Linked DNA regions of Homo sapiens: region 2 is linked to region 1. A link is a contact called in ENCODE Hi-C or POLR2A ChIA-PET data. All regions are on one chromosome and are shown on one strand. The core of a region is the stretch at or near the end of the contact, and the rest is flanking DNA. Distances in the headings are between cores, read along the strand shown. Region 1 holds the start of DERA (deoxyribose-phosphate aldolase). Region 2 overlaps PLBD1 (phospholipase B domain containing 1).

Region 1 (2,572 bases), core at 43-2,542:
GTGCTATAGTATGTATGAGTAAGATCTACACACATCCGAAACATTCAACAGTGGCTGTGTGTGGACAAGGCTGAAAGCTCAATGTAGAGGAGTATACAAATATTACTATTCCTATTTAAAACAGCTCAGTAATTACTGTGTGAACTTGACAATAACATTAACAGCTTCCATTTTTTAAGTATCTACTGTATGCCATGTTATGTACTAGGTGCCTTGCATACATTCAACAGCTTTGCAAGGTGAACATATTTTGATCATCTCCACTTTACAGGTAAGTAGACAGACTATTATTTCCAGAACTGCCAAGTTACATTTATTAAATGGAAGAGCTGGTATATTAATGGGTTCAGCTCATTTTGAGCTCACTGTATTTCCCCTATACCAGGATGCCTTTCTATTCAGAACTTTGATGTCTAAAGTTACAGCAATGGAGATAAAATACATTATTGGCAGGATTGTTCAGAGACTCAAATGCTATCATACATCTATATATGATGTATGAAAGCACCTAGCACAATAACTGGCTCATGGTAGACAAATCATAACTAACTGTACTGTTTTCATAGCAGAGGTGCCTCTAAACGTGAGTACAGATAAGTTAACTATATTGAGATTGTGGAGTGACTCGACGATTTTAACCTCTTGGTCACAGAGAAATCAGGCTGAAGCATTTTACCTTTATAGAATCATAGTATTTTGAAGAACCAAGAAATTGTCAAGGTCTTCTTTTACAGATGAGAAAAATGAAGCTCGGAAAAGCAGTTAATTTGCCCAGGGTCACACATTTAATTATTGCCCGAGCTTGGCTAAGAAACCAGGTCTTCTGACTCCTAAGCCCTTGCCTTCTTCAGGCCACATAGCTGCTTCTTTTCATGATGTGTAGATTAGAAAAGTCAGTGTGCCCCGGGGCCCTTGATTGCACCTTGGTTTCCCTAACAAGGATATGGGATCCCTGCTGACATTTCAGACCTTAAGTTGCAGAGCTCTGCACTTGGATCTTCTTCCTTCTTGTTATATAATCTTACAGTTAAAAGTTTCTAGGAATATTTTTATTACGTGCAATTGGCAACTTCAGTATTTTTTAAAGGGTGTTGGTAGCATTATTTCCGGGAGCTACTTAGCGCTCCGGTTCGGTACCTCGTGGAGAAGACGGGGGAGGGGAGCAGCGAGATTTCCTTGCGGAGCAATATTCCTAGGGTACAGACCTCGTAGCCCGGGCCCGCGACTCCGCCCCGGGAGCGGGCAGGGGCGGGGCGAGCGCTCCAGCTGGCGGGAAGGAGGAAGGGCCGGGCGCGGCGCAGAGGCGGGCGCCTACCAGCCGGCAGCTCCGGAGCTGCCCGCGCCATGTCCGCGCACAATCGGGGCACCGAGCTCGGTAAGGGGCCCGCGGGGCTCCCCATCCCCTCTCCCTCGCGTTCAGCGCCGCCGGGACTAGCGCGGGGCCTGCTGCCGCCCAGTGCCCTGGCTGTGGGTCCCCGAGGGGTTTTCGCTGGGGCGGGAAGCAGTGGCGTCTGGTCAGCCCTCACCCCAAGTAAAGGCCGAACCCGGCACGTTCGCGCCGCTTGTCTTTGCACCTAAGCTTTTACTCTTGTATGCGGAAGGAGTAGGAAAGGGTTAGATTATTATCTTCCTGCCTTTTCGTTCACTCTAGCTCGCTGGTTGGAAAACCCAACAACCCAAAAAACAAAACCCAAAACAAACAACCCCCAAGCAGGTAAAAACAGATAAAAACCTTCTTTCTCCTCCTTTTAATAGAATACTTGTGTAATTTAATGCAGTATTTCCGTAGATAATTTTAACCGTAACCTTGAAGTGGCCGTGCTCGTGGAAAAGTTGTCAGCCGTCTGTGCTCAAAATGTAACACTGCAGATTCATGGGATTTTAGAGTTACAAAGATTTGTTAAAGTACCTGTATTATTTCCCAGTTTTCATCTTTTTTTATATTGTTCAAATACTGGCAAGAAACCTTAGTTCAGATTTCTTTTTTTTTTTTTTTTATTGATCATTCTTGGGTGTTTCTCGCAGAGGGGGATTTGGCAGGGTCATAGGACAGTAGTGGAGGGAAGGTCAGCTGATAAACAAGTGAACAAAGGTCTCTGGTTTTCCTAGGCAGAGGACCCTGCGGCCTTCCGCAGTGTTTGTGTCCCTGGGTACTTAAGATTAGGGAGTGGTGATGACTCTTAACGAGCATGCTGCCTTCAAGCATCTGTTTAACAAAGCACATCTTGCACCGCCCTTAATCCATTTAACCCTGAGTGGACACAGCACATGTTTCAGAGAGCACAGGGTTGGGGATAAGGTCACAGATCAACAGGATCCCAAGGCAGAAGAGAATTTTTCTTCAGATTTCTTAACATGTGAAAAATTTATAATTCAAACAGCAAAACCATGATCAAGAGAAGGTTTAAGCGTCTCGTTTAAGTATTATAGCTTGGATATCTGTGTATCCAGGATCTTTAACTTCTTACCTGTGTGACTTCGGACAAATTAATAACTTTGCGCTTAAGTTTCTTCATCTGTAAAATGGTTATTTTAGTGGTAGTTACCTTATAAGGCCGTTAGGAGATTAAAT
Region 2 (2,572 bases), core at 35-2,534, 1.4 Mb before region 1:
CAGCCTGTGGTTTTCACAGAGTTATTGTAAAAGCCATAGGCGTCCCCATTCTTGTCCATTACATTTTTGACTTGTACTGTCTTTTCAGCAGGCATCCAGTATGCAGTTGCATAGTAGACTCCTAGAAGAAAAGGGAATAATGACAAAAACGCCATTCAAATGAGTTGTGATGCATTTTTTTCCTATGTATCCAACAATTTCAAGACGTTTGCTTTTAAAGATTTCCATTCTATTAGAATTGGGAAATCTGCCGTTACAGTTTGCCCTTAATTCCAAGTGGGGAAAAACTGGAATCCCAATCAAGGGGGATAAGCCCAAAACACAAAGAGCAAGGTCAAAGGTGGGGGTGTAGCTACAGCATCATAGAGGTGAGCCTGAGTGTTTCATCCTTAGAGGGTGGGAATCTGGGCAGGGCTGGAGCTGGACCTTACGCCTACTTATTGAGAGCTTGTTTGGAGGTTCTCGCAGGATGGCTCAGCTAGTTGTATACCCTTGACTGAAGACCGATCCTCCTCTATCAGGGATGATCGTCCTCTTTGACTGAGCGCTCAGCTTCAGGAGGGACGCACATGGAGCAGTGAGGGAGGAAGGGGACACCCGCCTAGCCAGCCAGATCAGCCAAATCAACCCTGGTGGTCAATGGGGTGACAGATGTCGCAGCCAGATTGCCCTCACTTCCAACGCCTACTTCTTAATTCAGACAAGAATAGGGCTCTTGTCCCTAGTCAGCAACTTCTTCCATTCCCCTTAACAGGTGGAACAAAACATCACCTTTCTCAGGCTCCTTATCCCTTGTCTCCTGCTTAATTCATCTAATGTCATATGACATTAGATTCTTTGCAGAAAAACTAGAAGCTATCACCTGTGACTCCGTATGGTGTTGATAATTTTGTGGGTCCGTCCCTACACAATCCCTGCACTCATCACGCCCATCTCTCCATTCTGGTTCACCTCCATTCTTTGACCCATGCTCTGGATCTCACTCTACCACCTTTAGGAACTCTGTTCTATCTTGTATCCTCTCGCTTCTGTGCCCTAAAGCTCCCTCTCTCGGCAGTAGCTTCTCCCCCTTTGGCATAGTTAACATGCTCCATTGTCTCATAGCTAAAAATAAACCAACTACAGAAGCCATCTGGATCCTGTGACCCAACAGAGCTATTGCTAGAATCTCTCACTCCCTTCATGAAATCATTACAAAGTTTAAAGTGTCCACACTGAATCAGGGACTGTTTTGAGTGCTGGTGACAGAGCTGTGAACATGACTGGCACAGTTCCAGGCCTCGCCTTCTGGAAAGAGGAATGCACTCACACCCTGCACTTCCTCCTCCTGTCCCTTGCTCCAGCCGGCTGCAGTCTGCTCTCCACCTCCAGGATACCAATGCGTCTTCTGCCTGGGTCACTAACAAAATCCTTGAGTCCTAATGTCATATGAACTTCTGAATGCATTGGACTCATGACCACTTACTCTTAAAACTTTTTCCTTCCACGGCCTTTGGGACACTACACCCTCCCCAGTCTCCTCCTGTGCCTGCCTTTTTCCTCATTCTCCCCACAGGTTCCTCTTTATCTTCAATACCCCACAGCACACTTAATAACACAATCTGGATGATTCCATCGCACTAGAGATTCGAAATATCCTCCATCGTGGTGTTTTCTCTCTCAGTGATCTCCCAGCCTGAAATTTGAATCCATCCTGGCTTCCTTTCTCTGTCTCATAACTTATGTTTAATCAAAGCCTTCTAAATATCTCTCCCACCAATCTCTACCTCTTTATCCCTATATTTTTATGCTACTTTAGGTAACACAACTAGCCGTTTAAGTATAGAAGAGGACTTTTTCAAGGTTTCTCTGACCTTTAATCCATTCTTCGTTCTCTACCAGAGTAGCACTTCTAAAATGTGAACTGATTTTGTTAGCTTGCCGGCTAAGAATGTTCAATAGTTTCTATTTCTTAAAAGTTCTGCTGCTGGGAGCAGTGGCTCACACCTGTAATCCCAGCACTTTGGGAGACCAAGGAGGACGGATCACCTGAGGTCAGGGGTTCGCGACCAGCCTGGCCAACATGGAGAAACCTCGTCTCTACTAAAAGTACAAAATGAGCCAGGCATGGTGGTGTGCGCCTGTAATCCCAGCTACACGGGAGGCTGAGGCAGGAGAATTGCTTGAACCCGGGAGGCAGAGGTTGCTGTGAACCTAGATTGTGCCATTGCACTCCAGCCTGGGCAAAAAAGTGCGAAACTCTGTCTCAAAAACAAAAAAACAAAACAAAACAAAAAGTTTTGCTTCCCACTTGGCCTTCGTGACCTGGTTTCCATCTACCTATCCAGCTTCCTCATCACCCACACGCACATTCGATGATCCAGAGACCATCACATACAGCTCTCCAACCTGCCAGTAACTAGGTCAACACCTTTGACTTTGCAGATGCTATTTTTTCTGCCTGATGTTTTCCCTCTGGTTAGCCACCTAGCAATCTCAAAATTGCTATTTAGGACCCAGGAAGCAGCACCTCTGTTGCAGGGAATGACTTCCTCTACAAACTCAATGCTTGTAAGCACACCATCTTTATGCC

What was found. A loop is a pair of places that touch in the nucleus more often than their neighbours do. ChIA-PET counts read pairs that join two places held with the same protein, here RNA polymerase II (POLR2A).
Region 2: a loop to region 1 is called in a map of gastrocnemius medialis, with 10 times the contacts of the local background. The contact joins the enhancer-like site here to the promoter of DERA in region 1. A Hi-C loop is called at or near these places in 1 of 168 maps with a recorded cell type or tissue (gastrocnemius medialis). POLR2A ChIA-PET finds 5 or more read pairs at or near these places in 1 of 52 experiments (activated B cell).

Annotation. Positions count from the first base shown.
Region 1 is chr12:15,910,040-15,912,611 of GRCh38, forward strand. DERA (deoxyribose-phosphate aldolase) reads left to right here and starts at 1,293. Exons shown (of 9, transcript NM_015954.4): 1 at 1,293-1,375. The coding sequence starts at 1,345. RefSeq lists enhancers at 983-1,727, 1,728-2,471 and silencers at 1,151-1,210, 1,231-1,580.
Region 2 is chr12:14,553,292-14,555,863 of GRCh38, forward strand. It overlaps PLBD1 (phospholipase B domain containing 1), which reads right to left. Exons shown (of 11, transcript NM_024829.6): 2 at 1-121. It also overlaps the pseudogene RN7SKP134. Among named protein-coding and RNA genes, the nearest start is that of PLBD1-AS1, 13 kb to the right of the region's middle. Within about 2 kb of position 1,285, at least 22 of the 41 ENCODE cell types and tissues checked have a DNase peak (open chromatin) inside an H3K27ac peak, as active enhancers do; they include gastrocnemius medialis, where a contact is called at or near this core.